2 separate regions of the Mus musculus genome follow, and region 1 is linked to region 2. A link is a loop called in an ENCODE intact Hi-C map of the cell type or tissue named here. Cell type or tissue: heart. All regions are shown on one strand. Each heading gives the region's core, and the rest is flanking DNA. Links, peaks and the distances in the headings are about the cores only.

Region 1 (10,343 bases), core at 1,488-9,487, 55 kb before region 2:
AAATTCTCATTTCTTTGGGATCCATTGTTTCAACAGTTTGATAGGAGAGACACAAGTTTCTCTAAAGAGAAACTTTATTTTCATTTCTGCCTGACCTGTCATACTTTGAGCTGCCATGTGGGTCCTGAGACTTCAGTCATCTGGAAGAGTAGCCAGTGCTCTTAAATACTGAGCCAACTCTCCAAGACCTGGATGCAAGCTTTGGTTTTCGTTTTTGTTTTGGTTTATTTATTTATTTATTTATTTTTGGAGACAGGGTTTCTCTGTACAGCCCTATAGCCCTGGCTGTCCTGGAACTCACTTTGTAGACCAGGCTGGCCTTGAACTCAGAAATCCACCTGCCTCTGCCTTCCAAGTGCTGTTTTGTTTTTCATTTTATTTTGAATTGGTGGTGGTGGTGGTGGTGGTGGTGTGTGTGTGTGGCTTCCTTTCACCTCTGGATATTATACACTATCTAGACACCGAGTTAAATTTGTAACTCTGGCTGCTTAGTCACTGGAAGCCATAAGCCAAGCACCTGATTTGGGGTCATACATAGCCTTTACTCTTCAGGACTTCCTTTTTCAGCATTACTTTCTACCCTCACTTTACCTGAGAGAAAACAGAGTCGGGCCATGCCGCTTGACTTGCTTCTGACCATGGTTCCTTTGTGAAGTGAGTGTATATTACAGGTTTCCAAGGCAAAACTGGTGTCCACCCAGTTCCCATGGTGGGAATTCAGTGAATCCTGTCAATGGGGTCAGTCAGCTGCCTGTTTGCCAATCCTTCACAAGCCTCCCATGGCCGCCTCCTCCTCCCCCCTCCTCCTCAGTCCTCCAGGGTCCTCAAGGCTTCAGTTTACAAATCCTGCCTTCCTCCTCCCAGAATTCAGGTCAGAGATTCTCCTATTGTTATGTCTCCCATCTGCCCACAGCTTTACCCAACAAGGCTCCAGTCTCTGAGGTCCCATGGTTTTCCATGCCTCTGAGGCTGTTCTCCAGCCTCAACCACTTTGCTAAAGATTCCAAGGTCCTCACAGCCAGTCCAACCAGTAGCTGAAACAGGCTTCCAGCCACATCTTCTTTGAAGTCTGCTTTGTCCTTTTCTGGCAGTTCAAGCTCCGGGAAGCAGTAGTGCTCACTTCTCTCGTTTCCCTCAGAACCTAGCACTCTGCATATCCCTGCACACGTCTGTAAACTTGCTACAGGCTGAAGTGTTTTCATAGGCCCACATCTATGATCACTAATAGCTAGCTTCTAGCGGTCCAGCATCAGGAGCCTGGGCGAGCACCGCACACAATGAATCTCAGGAAGGGATTCTGTTCTCCAAATGCAATTAAGATCAAGGCTGTTGGTGGTCCCCACTTAGCCTGACCTATTTGAACCCATTCTGCTCTCACTACTATCACTTCTGACCTGTTACAAACTCCGTCTTCTTTGCAGTGGTACTCTGGGGTGGTTTTCTGACCAAGGCACACGTGTACCATTCTAGAAATATTACCTGTACAAACTTTGGGCTGGAGATCATTGACAATATTTGTTCAACTTTCTTGTTACAGTGGAAGAAATTAAGGCCCAGAGAAGTGATAAGCACACCTTAGGTCACATAGCAAGGAGGAAACAACCTGACCTAGATTCAAGGAGCCTCCCGGCACCGGCAACTGCGTCCCAAAGTCTTTTTCGCTTTCCTCCTCAGAGTCTCCTTTGCTCTTTCCACAAAACAATCATCTTCCCTCTCTCACATATCAGTGTTAACTCGGGCCTGTGTACCAGCTCCAAGCCGAGAGAAATTTCTCGGGATATGATCCGCAGTAAGAAGGAAGACTCACTGTCAAGAGAGTACCAGGGACTCTGAGGAGGCGGTAGCAATCTCTAGCCCCGCCCCAAAGCGCATCAGACCCCGCCCCTAAGCGTGCCAAGCCCGGGCACGCTCGACCAGGACAAGGCGGAAATCCTAAGTCCCGCCCTCCGTAAAGACCGCCCCTACTGACATGGACAGGCAGAAGCCTAATTCAATGAGAAGAAAGAACCGGCCGCTTTAGTCCTATGGGGTGCGACAACACAACATGAGGGTCTTTCCGGATCTTTGCACGCCCCTGGGTGCTCCAGCCCAGAAGTGTCGTAGCTGAGAGGACCATCTGTGCAGGTAAGGCTGTTCCCATGCGTGGCGTGCATCTGGGCGCCGACGGAGGGTGCCGCTGTACCCACGCAGAGGACAGAGAAGGCAAGGCTGAAGGCAGGAGGAGTGAGCGTGCCATACAAGGCCGGAGTGGGCGTGGGCCAGGACCTGGCGAGTCCTGCGGCGTCCCCAGGATCCCCTTGCAGAGTCCAGCCTGCAGTAGACCTCTGCCTCTGTTGAAATTTGGGCTGTGAAGAAACACGAGGCCAGGAGGCCAATAGTACTTTATGGTATAAATTTTGGAAGTTTATGTTTTTGGTTTTTTTGTTTTTTGGTTTTTCGAGGCAGGGTTTCTCTGTGTAGCCGTGGCTGTCCTGGAACTCACTCTGTAGACCAGGCTGCTGGCCTTGAACTCAGAAATCCGCCTTCTGCCTCCCAAGTGCTGGGATTTTGCTTTTTTTTTTTTTAAAGGCTTCTTTTATGTATGTGGATATTTGGCGTGCATACATGAGTGTACTTCGAACAAGCCTGGTGTTCAGGGAGGCCAGAAGAGATCAGTGAGATCTCCTCCAGCTGGATGATCGTGAGCCGCCCTGCGGGGTGCTAGGATTTGAACCTGGGTCCTCAGCTTTCTTAACCACTAAGACATCTACACACACACACCTTTTAAAAGAGCTTTTATTTTTAATTGTGTATGTGGGTGTGTGTGCTTACATGTGTCTGTGGAAGATCCAAGAGACCCAAATGTGTCAAACTCCTGAAACTGTAATTTGAGACGTTGTGAGCTCCTGAACTCTGAAGAACAGCAAGTGCTCTTAACTGCTGAGCTATCTCTCCAACCCTAGCGGTATCTTTATAAGACACAGAAAGAGAGGTTACGTGGTGGCTTGCCTGAGGTTGTGTGCAGGCTGGTATTTGGAAAAGTTAGGAAGCCCAGATGTGGACCAGCCTCCATTCCCTGCCACAGTAAGATGGGTGTTAGTGAGAAACGAAGCCTTTCCACACCAGTTCTAGTGACTTTGGGGAGCGCCACAACTCCCTCCACCTTGGATGACCAGACACAGCCTTGTGTGTGGAGCAAGGCAGTAAGAAGAAAAACATAAAACAAAACAACTAACAACTCCAAGTCAGCTACTCGGAGAAGACAAAAATCCCACGACCTGGAAATCCAGTTGTCGATAACAGTGGAAAGTAATCGAGGTGGTGTCTTTTGGCTGATGGAGCCTACAAGTGCAGGATGCTCCTGTATCTCTAATGCGACTTTGTTAGTCAGGTATTGTTAGTTCTATAAGCCTCGGTTTCCATGCTGTGTAGTAGGGTTAGCTTATTATGGTTGTGTATTTGTGTGTATGTATAATGTATGTGTGTAAGTGAAGGTTAGGGGGCAACTTTGTGGAGTTGGGTCTCCTGTGGATTTTTATTTTTTCAGTTTTTTTTAAAAAGATTTATTTATTTATTATATGTAAGTACACTGTAGCTGTCTTCAGACACACCAGAAGAGGGAGTCAGATCTCATTACGGATGGTTGTGAGCCACCATGTGGTTGCTGGGATTTGAACTCAGGACCTTTGGAAGAGCAGTCGGATGCTCTTACCTGCTGAGCCATCTCACCAGCCCCTGATTTTTGTTTTTTTGTTTTTGTTTTTTTGAGACAGGGTTTTTCTGTATAGCCCTGGCTGTTCTGGAACTCACTTTGTAGACCAGGCTGGCCTCGAACTCAGAAATTCGCCTGTCTCCTGCCTCCCGAGTGCTGAAATTAAAGGCATGCGCCACCACTGCCCGGCTCTCCTGTGGATTTTAGGGAGGGAATTTATAAGGATAGGTTTGCGTGCGTGCGTGTGTGTGTGTGTGTGCGTGTGTGTGTGTGTGCGTGCGCGTGTGTGTATGCTACTTGTGTTTGATTGCTCTCAAAGGCCGGAGGAGTGTTGGGTCACTTAGAACTGAGTGACAGGAGGTTGCGAGCCACCTTGATAGTGGGTGCTGGGATCTAAGTTCAGGTCTTCTACAAGAGCAGCAATTGCTTTTAGCTGCTGAGCCCTCTGTCCAGCCTCTTATTTTATATTTTACACCTGACAGAACTCTTGGTGAGCTATCTGCATTTTCTCATTTTCCTCCTGTGTTCACTCATGGTCCATACCATTGAGGGTGGAAACCTTATTGAAGGGGCCATTTTATCCTGAGTTTTACCAGCTAGTGGTGTTAGCATTTTGCATCTTATTATGTCTTAGGAGTCAGGGTCTTACTGAATTTTCCTATGATTGCATTATCTCTTATCTATCTATTTATCTATTTGTTATTTGTTTGTTGTGTGGAAGTTAGAGGACGACCTGACCTGAGGTGTCATTTGTCACCTACCTTGTTTGAGACAGGGTCTTTGGTGTTCTCTCTTAGTTCATTAGGCTGGCTGGCCTCAGAGCTTATGAGGAATTGTCAGCCTCCAACGTCCCATAGAGTGGAACCGTCTTCTGAAGATTCCAGCCTGTATAAATGTCAAGGGCTTTGTCTCCACAGCCCCACTGAATATCATAGCATGCTGCTTTATAGTACATTTGCAAGGTCACTATGTAATCCCGAGTTACGTTACTGTGTAATTACGTTACTATGTAATTCCGAGTGCTTTTATAATTAACCCCACACCCCAGGCCCCAATCTAGCCCTGCACTGGGGTGAAGTGGTAAAACAGTCCCAGGCCTCCAACCAAGATGTCCTCCAGTGCTTGGAGTCTATCCTTGGGTAGCAACGAGCCCAGCAGCACTGATGCACCAACCCAAACATGCTGTTGCTCTTATAATGCACCCACTCCAGGGCCGTGGATGGGATCTGCTGCTTAGCCAATGTTTACTGCCACACAGAGAGCCCCAGTAAACCAAAGCCTTTGCCAGACCTGCATCATGGGGAATATTGAGGCCAAGCCTGGAAAGGTTATGGGGGAGGGGGAGGCTGGATGGGCTTTTGGGTCCTCTAAATGCTCCCCCCCCCCCCCCGGTTTTTCGAGACAGGGTTTCTCTGTATAGCCCTGGCTGTCCTGGAACTCACTTTGTAGACCATGCTAACCTCAAACTCAGAAATCCACCTGCCTCTGCCTCGTGACAGTGCTGGGATTAAAGGCGTGCGCCACCACGCCCGGCTCTAAACGCTCTTGGTATCTGGGGAAACTGCCTGACACCAGGGAAAACCTCCAGCCTCCCACAGAGTAAAAGAAACCGGTAGGCCTTTGCCCCAGATGTAAAGAGGGGCTTGGGAAACTGCTAACAGACTGGGTGCTGGACTTCTGGACCACCCACGAGAAAAGGTGGCGAGATGGGAGCCAAAGGAGCTGAACCTTTGAAAGCACCGTAAAAGTGAAATGAGGTGACCTCCTTGTGACAGGAGCAGTTCCCAGATTATAACGAGCACTGGCTCCCCTCCTGATAGTGATCCTGTACCCCAGCCACTCTGAAGTTCCAAGGGAAGTTCAGGGCCAGGCTGGCCTTGACCTCACTTTGTAGCTAATGGTGACCTTCAGCCTGATCCTTCAGCCTCCTACTGCTAAGTATTCTGATTACATCCTGGGCCTGCCTGGCTTTGAGTGTGTGTGTGTCTGGAACAGGGCAGGCACCCACCTGACAGCCAGGGATCAACAGATGACAAAGACTGGATGTATAGGGAAAAATAACAGTGTTAAACAGACTTCTCCCCGTTTTCGCTTTTATCTCAACATGGCTTAGAATCTAGATTCCTAAATTGCACAGTATCCTAATAGCTTGGTATATCAACGAAATGCTACTGAAGGTAGACTCAACTAAGGAAACTCTGTTGAACGGAAATAGGGATTATAAAATACTATACTCCCAGCATTGTAATGCCTATGCAGTCAGTTCCCAGCCACCACATGGTGGCTCATAACCATCTGTAATGGCATCCGATGCCACCCTCTGGTGTGTCTGAAGACAGCTACAGAGTTGTTTTGTTTAGCTCAGCAGTAATCTGCACCTAGCCAACTGGGTCAGTGGGTGCTAAGAATAGAAGAAACAACCGTGGATCTCTTGCCTTAGCATAGCATGAGCAAGGCCCTGAGGTCAGACTCCAGCCCTGTAGCGAAACAAAATAGGAACTTACCTCCAGTGAGATGGGAGTGGATAAGCCAAGGTTAAACCAAACAAACAAATGCAGATATAAACCATAGTATGCATCCTGAAAGCAAGCTTGTATTTTAGAAAACCATACTTAGACATGGACTGGGTTTTGTTTGGTTTTGTTTTTAAGGGGTGGGGGGGGGTGCTTTTTGTTTTTGAGGGTCTTGGGTAGCTCAGGTTGCTCTCAATCTCCCTGTGTGACCCAAAGAATAACCTTGACCTTGCGTTTCTCCTGCCTGTAATCTCATGTGCTGGGGATTACAAGAGTACCACCGGGCCATCTTCGCTTTCATTTATTTTTACTCTGTGTACGGGTGCTTTTCCTGCACTTGTGTCTGCTCGCTGTGCGGTCGGTCAGTACTGGGAGAGGGCCTCAGTGTGCATGTGGAAGTCATAGGACAATGGGGTCCTGGGTTCAAACTCAGGTTTGGCAAGAAGCACCCTTACCTTTCACTCAGCAACTTTTTAAAAATCGTGTGAATGTGAGGGTAGGGTCTGCACATATGAGTGCAGTCGGTGCCTTACAGAGCCAGAAGAAACTGTTGGATCCCCTGGAGTTTGAGTTAACAAGTAGGTATGAGCCACCTGATGTGGGGGGCTGGGAACTGAACTCAGGTCATCTGCTAGAGCAGTGTGTGCTCTCTCTTTAAACTGCCATATCTCTACTCCTTGTTGGGTTCTTTTGAAAGTCTAGGCAGCCTAGGCTGGTCTTGCAATAGTGACCTCACTTCCTGACCCTTCCAAAACTGGGGACCATTAGTTGCTACCTCAGTGAGAGCGTTTTAGAATGCTGGGGTCAGGGGATGTGAAGACATGGAGTGGGTATGTAGATCGCTCTGCTGGAATGTTCCTGCGCCTTGGGATTCCAGGGGGAGCCCCTGTGACTCCCCTGGCGGGCTTTCAGAGAGCAGAGATGAGAGGAAGCCTTTAAACATAAACTAGACATCTGTGATGTCCCCAAGGATGAGGTGGACATCTGGGGGGGAGGGGGGTGTCTTGGAAAGACATGGGGACAGGTGTTTATTTCTCTGAGACAAGAGCAAGAATTTGTGCCGGGTGTGGTAGCGCACACCTTTAATCCCAGCACTTGGGAGGCAGAGGCTGGCGGATTTCTGAGTTCAAGGCCAGCTGGTCTACAAAGTAAGTTCCAGGACAGCCAGGGCTATACAGAGAAACCCTGTCTCGAAAAACCAGAAAAAAAAACCACATGAGTATTTGTGGAAAAGATGCAGAACAAGTTATTCCTGCCTGGTCACGTCTCTTCTCTAGGACAGAGGATTACACTGTCAGTGGTGGGAGGGGACGTTGGGAAAGTGCTAGGAGCAGATAAAGGCGTGGGTGGCAGCCTTAGCAGTGACCATTGAGCATGGTGGAGCTGCCAGGCAAGAAGGAGAGCGCACAGCCAGGATGTCTGGCGTTCTGTGTTCCTCTCTCCTAGGAACGGACATGGATAGGAACATCTGGAAGAGTAGGAGAAGACGCGGGCGAAGCCGACACCAGAGCCCTGCCCTGGGGCAGTGTGATTCCAGTGAGAGGTATGTGTGCAAGTTTTGAAGGGCAGCTACGCTCAGCACTGTTCTGGCCTTGTCTGATACCATGCTTAGACGTGTACTCCTCAGAACAAGCCGGCACTGGGGCCAGCAGGCTCGAAAGCTTGACGTGTTGCCTGCCATCAGCACTGTTCCAGGAAGTGATCTCACAGTCGCACTCTTTGTTTCACAGGGACGGCTTCTGACCAGAGTGTCAGCCATAGGCTACTGGTAGAATTGTCTTTTATTTGTTGTTTTGTTTTTCAAGACAAGGTTTCTCTGTACAGTCCTGACTGTCCTGGAACTCACTCTGTAGACCAGCTGGCCTCGAAACTCAGAAATCCACCTACCTGCCTCTGCCTCCGGAGTGCTGGGATTAAAGGTGTCTGCCACCACTCCTGACTAATAATACAAATTTTTATGTGAACTCCAAGTTGGTTTTTGGGTTTTTTTTTGGTGTGTAGAGGGGCTCTCTCTCTCCATAGCTCTGACTGTCCTGGAGCTCACTATATAGATCAGACTGGACTCAAATTCGTAGCGTGACACTACCATCTGGCATAGGGAGCCTTAACATACACAAAAGTACACAAGTAATAGGACAGTGAGCACTGCGTGCCCCCCCCTTCTTAGATGATATTTTACAGTCCCCAGGATACATTTTTTTTTTTTTTTTTTTTTTGGTTTTTTGAGACAGGGTTTCTCTGTGTAGTCCTGGATGTCCTGGAACTCACTCTGTAGACCAGGCTGGCCTCGAACTCAGAAATCTGCCTGCCTCTGCCTCCCAAGTGCTGGGATTAAAGGCATGCGCCACCATGCCCGGCCGTTAGGATACATTTATTATCCCGCTATAATATGCTTTTATCTAACATATAACATATTATGAAGTATAAACAGTCTTGTCTCAGAACAAGAGCACCCCCCTACCCCTTGCCCCATTCTCCACCTGGCCTCACCGAGGACTCCTAACAGGAGGGCAGGAGGAAGTCTGCACATAGCCCTCAGGTTCACAAGTTGCTCCCTTTCTTCAACACATATGCGGTTTCCACATGTCTGTCCTGTGTGTGTCTGTGTACATGTGTGTGTACAAGCGTGTGTGTACGCGTGTGTAGTGTATGTGTGTGTACACACGCACTCGTGCACGCATGTGTGTGTGTGCATATGTGTGTCTGTATGAGTACATGTATGTGTGTACACGTGTGTGTGTGTGTGTACGTGCGCATGCATGTGAAGGTGAAGGGACACCTTGTAGGACTGGGTTCTTTTCTTTACTGTGTGAGTCCCGGGGATCAACCTCAGGTCATCAGGCTTGACCCCAAACATCTGTACCTACTTAGCTGCCTTGCCAGCCCAGCCCTCCCCTTAAAATAGATAAATTTAGGGGTGGCAAGATGACTCAGTGGGTGTGAAGTCATGCTGCCACCGTGGAAGGAAAGAACAGACACTCCTCAAGTTGACCTCCAACCCATACGTGCTTGCCCACACCCATACACACTTAAAATATTTTTTAAAATTTCAAATATCATGGTATTTCTCCACATTAAATTAACACAAACAGTACAAATCCCTTCAGGGTCGAAGGGAGAAAAAATAGCTGTAACCCTTGGAGGTCTGTTTTCCCGACGTGCTCTGTCCCATCTTACTCTGTCCTGTGAAGACCCTTAGTGAGGGTCTCAGCCCTTGGAGCCTGGAGCATACAGCAAGTCTCACTGCCTGTAAATCTCCAGCTTGACCCATACAATAGGAAGGTCAGCACCCCGCCCAGCACTGGTATGTTTTGTTAGGAGAGTCACGGGTATTTTCTGGGCCTCAGGCCTTTCCACAAGCCATAATGGGAGCAAGACGTGATCTGTGCAAGAGTCAAGCACAGTTTTGGCAGAGTGGCTTGGAAACCTGTTGGGCACAGCCACCTTTTGGGCTCCACATGGAAAGAATGGAGCGGCAGCCCTTAGAGAGAAAGGCCAGCATTTGTCATGACTCTTAATCCATCTTCCTGCTGATCACAGACCAGTGGCCTCAGAAAGTTCTGGGCCAAAAAGGGAGAAAAAAGACTTTTCCTACATCTATGCATGGCATCGGTATTGGTGGGATGCGGGCTCTTCTTTGCCTCCCTCAGCCTAGCTGTGCAGACTTCCTTTTATTGTGTGTGAGGAGAGAGGAGAGACATTCTCACCCTGCGTCCCAGTCTAATTGCCACAGAGACCGCTGGTGGCTTTACAAATCCAGAGTGTCAGCCATGGCTCCACCCTAATATTACTGAGGAAATTACCTCCGCTCACCAAGGCGTCTCCATCTGTAAAGTTGTCTGGCCAGATAAAATTTAAGCCTTCTGCTGCTGTAGCCAATGAAGCTCACCTGGCTTTGTAAATGCACGCGGGCACATGGACAGAGAGCCCAGCTGGTAACATACTTACTGGCAAAGAGCTCTGGTTTTCTTGTCATCCTGGGACATTCCAAAAGACAGCAAGGAACTCAAGTGCAGAACTGAGAAGATAAGGGCTTCTTGTGACAGGCGTCCTCTTAGGAAGGGAGGGAAGGAGAGGAGGAGGAAGGGGAAGAAAAAGAGTCTGACCCTTGTTTTGGTGATTCACAGAAGCGGTCAGTG
Region 2 (10,343 bases), core at 739-8,738:
ATGGCATATACCATTATACCTGCCATATTTAATATTAATTATATAAAATATTCAAATTACAGGCATAATCACTCTGCCTGGCTCTTCTAATCTCTCTTGAGCCCTCTCTGAAGTGTGCACCATCAGCATCCCAGGGAAAAAGACCCCACCCCGATCTCCCAGGACCTTTAGTCTAACGCACCTGTTCATTATTGCAACCTTCTTGGAACATTTAAATCTTGCCTGGGTACAAGTTTTTCTGGGCATCACCATACTGCACCCCAGAGCATTAAAAAGCCAGTCTGTGACACACCACTGTCTACTCACCAGAACCCAGAAGCTGAGTGTGCACAGTCTCATGGAAAATAATAACTGCAGGGCCCAGGGTGGATAAGGGGACATCCAGGCCACATCGTGCAGTGGTGGCCTTGAGTTCCTTGGTGAAGTGCTTCAGGTAAGCTTCCGAGGCATCCCCAAGGAATTTGAAGAGGTCATTATGCAGCCGGTCTGCATGAGTTCGATAGATGACCAAGTCTGAGATGGCCAGGACCTTCAGCAGCAGCCGTGTCCTCTGGCTCAGATTCACGGTGGCCCCCAAGAGTCCTTCTGTGTCTATCACTGCTACCTTATGGACTGGGTCATAGGCTGCCCACACTCCCACTGTGCAGGACTCCTGAGCAGGGGAGGTTTTGAAGACTTCTCGGCCATAGAAGAAAGTGTGGTTGAGTGTGTGAGACTTTCCATCACCAGTATTTCCAAAAATGGAAACCACCTTGAGATGCTGGTCAGGCTTACAGTCCAATTTCCTGATAAAGTCCTCTTCATTTGTTACCTTCAAAAAAAAAAAAAATCAAGACAATAAAATATAGGAACTGAAAAACTAACTCCTATAAGAAATATGACTGCTGGGCTGGTGAGATGGCTCAGTGGGTAAGAGCACCCGACTGCTCTTCCGAAGGTCCAGAGTTCAAATCCCAGCAACCACATGGTGGCTCACAACCATCTGTAACGAGATCTGATTCCCTCTTCTGGAGTGTCTGAAGACAGCTACAATGTACTTACATATAATAAATAAATAAATCTTTAAAAAAAAAAAAAAAAAAAAAAAAAGAAATATGACTGCTTCCCAGGAAAAAGACCTTTTCTGACTCTTCAAAATGGAAGGAAAAGGCAGTTCCAAGGCAAGTTTCACTTCAGCAATCAGCTTGTGAGACCCTCTGAAGCTTCAGTCAGGGAGAGAACTTAGTGGTTAGGAAAGCTAAAAATGGAGGATGAAGCAGTTTGATGATTTAAAGTTCTGGCTGCTCTTAGAGAGAACCTGAATTTGGTTCCTAGAACCCGCACTGAGAGCCTCCTAACCCTGTGACTCTAGCTCCAGGGCATCAGATGCCCTCTTATGGTTTCCATAGGCACCTGCATTCTCGTGCACATACTTACATAGCACCACACAGCTGAGAAACAAAAATTTAATAAAGAGCTCAAACTGTAAAGGCCTTAAAAGAAAGCATGCTATTCTTGGGTTAGCCAATAGTTTCTAAAAAGAAAGGAGTAAATTAGTAGCTTAAGACCACGGTCTACAAAGTCACCAAGACAGTGAAAAGATGAGCTGGAGGGATGGCTCAGTGATTAAGAGCACTAGCTGCATATACAGGATCCAGGTTCAATTCTCGGGATCCATGTAACAGCTTACAGCAGTCTGTAACTCCAGTTTCAGGGGCTCCTATACCTTCTCTGGCATCCATGGGCAGCAGACATGCACGTGGTACATGGAAGGACATGTGTATGTATGTATGTATGTATATGTGTGTATATATACATACACACACATACACATATATATATATATATATACATACACACATAAATAAGATACCCACATATAAAATAATTTTAAAAATGCAATACAGAAAAGTATAAAGTCGGGCATGGTGGAACATGCCTTTAATCCCAGCACCTGGGAGGCAGGGGCAGGCGAATTTCTGAGTTCGAGGCCAGCCTGGTCTACAGAGTGAGTTCCAAGACAGCCAGGGCTACACAGAGAAACCCTGTCCCGAAAGAAAAAAAAAAAAAAAGTTTAGTTACATGCAAGACTCCTGTGACTCAGAAATTCTATTTCTAGGTTTATATCCAGCAACTGAAAACAAATGTCCACATAAAACCTCTCCATATATGAATATAAGCAGCAGCATTACCCATATCAACCAAAAAGTCCAAATAGTCAAACACCCGTCGACTGGTGAAAGCATGAGCAGACTGTGGTACATCCCACAATGGCTGTCATTTAACCATGAAGAAGGACGAGTCTTTTCCTAACCAATATTGCAATTCATAACTATTATGTTCACCTTTAAGTCATTTCTTACATGTGTCCTTACTTTGACTTGATTCTGTAGAACTTTCTGGGGTGTATGTGTTGAATGTGGGTGTGTATCTGCCTTGGCACTCCATGGAGTCAGAGAGCCACCTCTGTGTCCGTCTCTGCCACACCACGGTTCAGACAGTGTCCGTCTGTGTTCTACATCCCTGCTTTCCCAGGCTCACTAGCCTGAAGGCTTCCCGGGGGTCTCTGGCCCCCGCCTCCCGTCTCAGCACACAGCACGGGATGACAGACGCACACTCTGTGTGTGGATCTGAGGATTGACACCCTCACACTTGTGTAGCCTTACCAACTGCTCATTTGGCAAAACATATTCTTTCTTTCTTTTCTTTCTCTCCTCTTTTCTTTTTTGAGACAGGATCTAACTGTCTAACTGTGTAACTGCCTCCTCCCAGAATGTTGGGGTTAAAGACGTGCACCACCACTCCGATCTAAATTTTAAAGTTTTTTTTAATTATTATTTTATGTATATGGGTGTTTTGCCTGTATGTCTATGCACTGTGTGTGTGTGTGTGTGTGTGTGTGTGTGTGTGTGTTTGCACGTGGCTCATGCTGCCCTTAGAAGCTAAAAGATGAAGTCACATAACCTGAGTTGGAGCTAGAGGCAGTTGTGAGCCACCATGTGGGTGCTGGGAACTCTAGAGGAACAGCAAGTGCTCTTTAAACACTGGGTCATCTCTCCAGTCCCCCACCTCTTTTTTTTTTTTTTTCTTAAAATACAATGTGTGTGTGTGTGTGTGTACATGAGTGCATTGGCACAATATGGAAGGCATGGCGATTCTGTTGAAGGAGTTGGCTCTCTTTTTTCACTATGTGGGTCCCAGTGAGTTCCAGGACAGCCAGAGCTACACAGAGAAACCCTGCCTCAAAAAAACAAAAACAAAGCAGAACAAAACAAAAAAAAACAAGGGAAAAAAAAAAGCTCATCAGATCCAAGCACTTGCCGCACAAGCCCAGAGTTTAACCCTAGCGGCGAACAGGTGTGGTGGCATGGGCCTTCATCCCAGTTCTGGGGAAAGAGAGGCAAGTGAACCTCTCTGAGGCCAGCCTGATCTACATAGTTGAGTTCCAGGGCAGCCAGGGCTACAATATAGTGAATCCCTGTCTCAAGAAACAAACCAACCAAAAAATCTTAAGTGACAAAGAACAGTCCGTTTGCACCTGCGTCACTCAGCCAGTCTGGTTCCAAGTTGCTAAGGTGGCCAGCAAGACACAAACAAAAGCCCCATAACTTCTCCTAGTAAGGAGTCAGCTAAGGCCAGGGTAGCCGGAGGGAATGACTGTCTACATGCCCAGACCAGAGGCAAGGAAGCCTAGGCCTTCAGGGTCTCCCGTGAAAATCAACCCACAAGCAGCAACTGGTATCTAGGTCAGAATTAAGTGTTTCTAGCTTAACAATATGCTCTCGAAATGATGTACATAATATACAAATAAGCTAGGTGTGCTTACACACCCCTGTAATCCCAGTACTCTTGAGGCAAGACAGCAGCAAAGACAGCAGGAGGCTCTTGAATTCAAGGTCAGCAGAAGCTATGGAGCAAAATCTATCTTGAAAGAAAGAAAGAGAGAAAGAAGAAAAGCAAGCAAAGTTACCACACACATAAGTCTCTGTGTGTCTGTGTATATGTACATATGATAAAACTAACATCTGGAATATTACCCGGTATTTAGTATCCTAAGACATACTAAACCCATATGGTTTTTTGTTGGGTATAGCCTCAGACCAAGAGAAAGAACTCCAAACCCTTAGCAACCTGCCTTCTGGTGGTCTATGAGCAAGCGGCATGTGCAAGTGGCTTTTTTCTTATGTAAAGTAAGGACATATCCATTTGACCTCCACTGGCCCCACAAATAAAATAAACAGATAAACAATAAAATGAACAGATGAGGAAAACCTGCTGGGCAAACCTGAAGGCAGGCCTCACCCTCCTTCCTGTCTTCCACATTCCTTTGCTCCCTGGTAACACTACTAAACAACTGTAGACAACTTTCCCTCAGCCAGAAAAGACTCAGTTGCCTTCATTTAGATGGCTAGGAAAAGCAAAAGTCAAGAAGGGCGGTGGGGTGGGGAACAGGAGGTCCCTGGAGGGGAAACCAGAAAAGGGGATAACATTTGAAATGTAAGTAAAGAAAATATCTAATAAAAATTTAAAAAAGGAAAAAAAAAAAAAAAGAAAAAAAGAAAGCGGCCAGGGCACCAGAGCCTGACGCTGGAGGATCAGGGCTACAGAGGAGCTCTGGGTGAGCCATGACTGACTACCTGCTGAGACCACATCTCAAAAACAAAAAGACAGGTTCCCTTTGGTAAGGAAGGAAAGAAGGCTCTGGAAGGGCCATGGCCCCAGCTTCTCTCATCTGTGTGCTTATACTCATCCACCCCACCTTCACCCACTTCTGAGGTGAGCAGTCCTTGTCACCCCACCCAATTCTGACAGACTGAAATAGTCCTTGGTCCTGAAACAAAAACAAAAGCAGGAGCAACATCACCTTTGCCCCTCCTGGAGCCTGGACTCTTGAAACCTCAGGCAAGTTAGCAGCTCCACCCAGAGCTGAGCCACTGCTGGCTGGGCCTTGAAAGAGCTACTTCACTAGGAAGCCTCCAGGACATTAGATAACAACTGGCAGCCCAACCCTGTGGGGACAAGGAGGACAGCCTAAGATAAAAGTCCAATCTAAGATAAATAGCAAAGGGCACAGCCCAGTGTGTGGCACACAGTGAGAACAGGAGCCATTAGTACTTAGAATCAGCCCACTGGGAAAACACCCAAGTGTGCTGCGAGAGCAACTAGGCTCCCTCCTGCCTGTCACCCAGACAGCAACTCAGCGTGGCCTGAGGCAAGCCAGCTCCACCTAAAAGTTCTCACCACACACTTCAAATAACGCCTTTCTTCTCCCACTAAACAAAAGAAGGCATTAACAAGAAGTGGTGGCATGTATCTTGAATCTCAATACCTAGGAGGCAGAGGCAAGGAGGACCTCCATGAGTTCTAGGCCAGCCAGGGGATACATAGTGAGACTCTGCCTCACAGAGGGTCAGGAGCCACACAAGATGGGTAAAAACACTTGCTGCCAAGCCTGGTGAGGCTTGTCTCAAAAAAACAAAAACAAAAAACAAAGAAATTAAACAAAAGTGCATTATTGCCAGACAGTAGTGGCACATGCCTTTAATCCCAGCACTCGGGGAACAGAGGTAGGGAGATCTCTTAGTTCCAGGCCAGCCAGAGCTACATAAAGAGACCCTTTCTCAAGCAAAACAAAACAAAACAAAGCAACGCATTATTGATAGTGGTGCTGCAGCTGACTCTTAGTAAAGCAACACCTAACAAATATTAAGCTGAAAGGAGCCCACAAGGGGGAAGATGGCTCAGCAGTTCAGAGCATGTACTACTCTTCCACTCCGGCACCTCATCAGGAATGGAACCCAGCTCTGGGGGACCCAATGCCCCTAACCTACACTCACGTGCATAGAGCCACACAGAGACACAAACACAATTAAAAAAAAAATCAATCTTTCAGAAAGAAACCCAATAGCACCTCTATCTTACCCACTTCTCCCACTTTCCGACTTACTAAAAAACTTAATTTGTGTAACATTCCAAGTATTTTGTAAAATGAATGAACAGTTCTCAAAGATCCCTACTATTTCTATTTGGAAATCAGAGTATTTCATGGGAGGAAGGCACCAGCCGGCCGCCTCTGATCCAAGTGGGCAGCAGCAATGACTCCAAAGATCGCATCTTAGTACTCAGAATGGGTCAGGAAGCATGCACACACATGGACTTTCCCCCAGCAACCCTGGGAAGGGAAAAGCAGCAATGAAAGAGCCAATGAGCTGAGGAGAGAGGAGAGGAAGGGAATTATAGCCCAGCCAGACTCTAGAAGATAAGCTACAAAGGCACCAGGAAGCACTCTGAGTTGCTCAACATGGAGGCCCTTCTAGTCCTGGCCTCTAAAGTAGATCAGATCTGCACCAACTATGATCAGACATCCCTCTCAAGTTTGCTAAGCTGTTCCCAGTGCCAGCAACCCCAAACCATCCCCATCCCCAAGTAACACAAAGCACTATCCAGAGCTCCCTGACCCCATCACAACAGAAACCTCGTGATAAGTCCTACCCCAATCCAACAAGTGATTAGTTTATCATTTTCCTCTGAGATTCTTAACTAATTTATATGGGCAGTTATCCTCAACACTGAGTTTCTATTAATGATTTGTATTTGTTGGTTTCTAGTTCACTTTGCTTTCTTATCTTTTTTGGCTGAGTTCAGAGGAAGAGAGCCAAAGAAACCAAGAGATTCTCTAATTACAACTGAGACCAGTACCCTAAAATACAAGTAGAGTTTTTCTATAGTCCAGGCATATGCTAAGTTCACCTTGTCCCCATCACTAGCCAGATGCTGGCAAACCACACATGAACACCCCCAGTGCTACATCTTCTCTTCTTGTAGAGGAAGGAAAGAGGTAGAAAGTGAGGGATTTTTCCCTTAAGAAACCCCAAACTATTTCCATAGAATTCAAAAGAACAGGACAGGAGAGTTGGCTTAGCAGTTAAGAGCACTTACTGCTCTCCCAGAGGATCTGAGTTCCAGTGCCAATGTCAGGCAGGCCAAACCCTCCTATAACTGCAGCTCCAAGGAATCTGACATCTCCTGGCATCCACGGGCACCCGCACATGTATGGCATTCACTCACAGGCATGTCTATACACTCATAAATAAAAAATAATAAATAGATTTATTTTTAAATTGGCCTGAAAAGATGATAGCTCAGCGGTTAAAAGCACTTCCAAGGGACTGGGATTCAATTCCCAGCACCAACCTACCTCCAAAAAAATCTGGCACCCTCACACAGATTATACATATGCATGCGCAGGCAAAACACCAATGTTCATAAAACTAAATAACTTTTTAAAAAATCTTTTTAAAAACCATAAGGAACTCAGCAGCAGATCATGCGTGAGGCCCTGGAGACTTCAACTCTCCCAAAGTAAAAGAATATCAGACAATGATTTATGTTCACAGTCTAATTTTTATCTTGACTGAATAAAAAGGTCTAATTTATATTCTTTCAAATATGCTGGGATGGATGACAGGTTAAGAGCACTGGCTGTTCTTCCAGAGGACCCAGGTTCAATTCCCAACACCCACATAGTAGTTCAAAACTGCTTGTAACTCCAGTTCCAGGGGATCTGATGCCCTCACACAGACATTCATGCAAACAAAACACCAATGTACATAAAATAAAAAGAAATGAATCAAATAGGGCTTTACTAAAATTATGTCAAACACATCAGTAGTCTAGTCTTAAAGAAGTCCCAACAAAGGTTCCGTTCCTTTAAATGACGAGATGTTCTAGACAGCAGATGATCAGAAAGTTCTAGAAACCCTGCTTTTAAATCACAGGCGGTTCGGAAGGTGCACGTGCACTCTACCCTAATGGAGTGCACACTTACTCTGGGTTGGATTCACACGTGAGATGGAGTTCCTTTTTAGAAGCAAAGCCAGTTCCCTATCAAATGTTTTCTTAAGGTGACTGGAGTCACAAGTTTGGCCTCATAAACCCTGAGTACATTTGGTAAAGACAAAGATCACTTTCTCCCACTCCATTGTCCCCAGAGTGTCCCGTGACTGGAAAGGTCTGGAATTCCCCTCCCAGCAGCGCTGACCCTTGCCACACAGACACACAGACACTGCCCACAGCTCCTCTGCTGTCCTAGCAGCTTAGACCATAGCCACAGAGAAAGGAACCTCACACAGATTCTTCCAAAACAGCTCTTGTCAGCTCCATGATGAATTTCTTTGACATACCCAATTCACCGAGTTCAGCTCTCCTTTTATATCTGAATAAAAAGCCTTCCAATCCTGAGGACTGGAAATGCCAACTCAAGAGATCTCTCCAAAAATCTTCCAAAGGGGACACACAGCTAGCTCCCTTTTTTACAAACTCCATCTAGCTACAGCAAAACTAGCATAAGCGCTAGTGACAGTTGGGACTTAGAAAGAAAAGTAACAGACTAGAACACAAAGAAACAGGCCACAAGATAGATGGATGGGTGGACGGACGGACGGACAGATAGAAAATCAACAAATAAGAATCAATGAAAATGTCACACCAGAAACAGCTAATGCAGTCCCTGTCCTGCGCAGCCCCTTCGCTCCCCGGCCCTTGTTGCTAACAAATCCACAGTCCACATTCTTCCAAGCTCTCAGCTTCACAACTACAATGAACTCCTTGTTGAGGGGCAGGGGTCTGATCTGTGCCATGATGCCTAGCACACCAGACAATCCGTTTGTATTGTTTCAATGAATGGAACAATGTCTACATGCTATGCTCTCTCTAGGGGAGAGAGGAGAGCACTATCACCATGGAGGTTTGGTTAAGCTGGCTCTACCCATCCCTAAGGCTGGAACAATCTGACATCATTTAACTTACATTGACCTCAATTTTCTCTCTGTGAGGTGAATGGAGCAAAGTGATTTACTATACTCTTTCTTTCTTTCTTTTTTAAGATTTATTTATTTATTTTATGTATATGAGTACACTGTAGCTGTTCAGATGGTTGTGAGCCATCATGTGGTTGCTGGGAATTGAACTCAGGACCTCTGCTCACCCCGGCCCCGCTCACTCTGGCCCCAAGATTTATTTATTATTATATGTAAATTAACTGTCTTCAGACACTCCAGAAGAGGATGTCAGATCTCATTATGGATAGTTGTAAGCCACCATGTGGTTGCTGGGATTTGAACTCAGGATTTTAGAAGAGCAGTCAGTGCTCTTACCCACTGAGCCATCTCTCTAGCCCTATTACACTATTTTTAATGCTATGATGGCTAGTTTGACTGTCAACCTAGCAATCTAGAACCATCAAGCAGAAACACTCTCTAGATGCATCTGTGAAGATGTTTCTAGAGAAGCTTAACTGAGTGTGGGTGACACCATCCAGTGGGTTGGAGCTCTGGACTGGAATAAAAGGGAAAAGAGAGATGTGAAGTGAATTAGAAAAACAACGGGAAAAGAGAGAGAGAGAGAGAGAGAGAGAGAGAGAGAGAGAGTGTGTGTGTGTGTGTGCATGTGCGTGTTGCTCTTGTATTAATGGGGGTGGGGGGCAGAGCAGATGGCAGTCCTTTGTTCATCCAACCTTGATGCTTGGTGGTCAAAGCTGTCTTATGCCTAGGACTCATAAAAGTCAAATCACATAAATCCAGGCAGGCACAGAAGGTGAAAGACAGACAGACAGACAGACACCTACAGGCCACCACAGACCTGCAATGTGGCAGCTGCCTGCCACTCGTCCTGCCATGTTCTCAAGCTATGTCAGCCCTTCCCTCCTTAATGTGCCTTTGTCAGGGTTTTTGTATACTCACCAATGCAGCTGTTTTCATGACACTTCCATTCTAATACAAAGATGCACAACATCTGATATAAATACACAATACAAGCTAAGTGCCAGGGCCACACATAAAACTCGAGCACTCAAAGAGGCTGATACAGGAAGATGAGTTGAAGATCCTATCTCCAAATAAAAAATGTATAGACATATATACATTTATATGTGTACACAGGATATCACAATATAATAAATGAATAAATTATGATATACTCATATAATTCAACAATAAAATTAATTACCTTATAAACTGTACAAAAATATGGATGATTCTCAAAAGCACAGTAAGTTGGGTGCACCAGCTAGAAGCTTAAATACTCAGGAAAGTGAGGCAGGAAGACCATAAACCCAAGGGGGGCCTGGATAACTTAGTGAAGGGGTGTCGACACACACACACAGCAGATCCTACTAACCTAAACCCATGGTCACCAGAACCAGAGAGACTGCACAAAAAGAACTATGGGACCCTCAAATAACCTCTATTAACAAGACAAGTGGACATTCCGAGCAGCCTCCATTCTCCACCCAGGCTCACTCCTACACAGGAGTCTTTAAGACCATTTGGAATGGGCTAGGGATGTAGTTCAGTGGCAAAGCATTT

Evidence for each region. Peaks named below come from ENCODE experiments on the same cell type or tissue, not always from the same donor. Only the 100,000 strongest peaks of a DNase experiment are listed, where the experiment ranks them.
Region 1: a loop joins it to region 2, with 2.2 times the contacts of the local background. A loop is called at or near these places in 2 of 42 quality-filtered maps.

The regions. Positions count from the first base shown.
Region 1 is chr12:83,518,494-83,528,836 of GRCm38, forward strand. It overlaps Dcaf4 (DDB1 and CUL4 associated factor 4), which reads left to right and starts at 1,973. Exons shown (of 14, transcript NM_030246.2): 1 at 1,973-2,124; 2 at 7,651-7,747. The coding sequence starts at 7,659. In heart, for the core only: CTCF peaks have their summits at 2,145 and 5,994 (motif pointing left); a DNase peak (open chromatin) is centred at 1,968; H3K4me3 peaks cover 1,711 bases; H3K27ac peaks cover 3,297 bases.
Region 2 is chr12:83,574,326-83,584,668 of GRCm38, forward strand. Zfyve1 (zinc finger, FYVE domain containing 1) reads right to left here. Exons shown (of 12, transcript NM_183154.4): 3 at 307-811. Among named protein-coding and RNA genes, the nearest start is that of Gm51952, 17 kb to the left of the region's middle. In heart, for the core only: no CTCF peak of the experiment used is centred there; a DNase peak (open chromatin) is centred at 5,116; H3K27ac peaks cover 2,033 bases.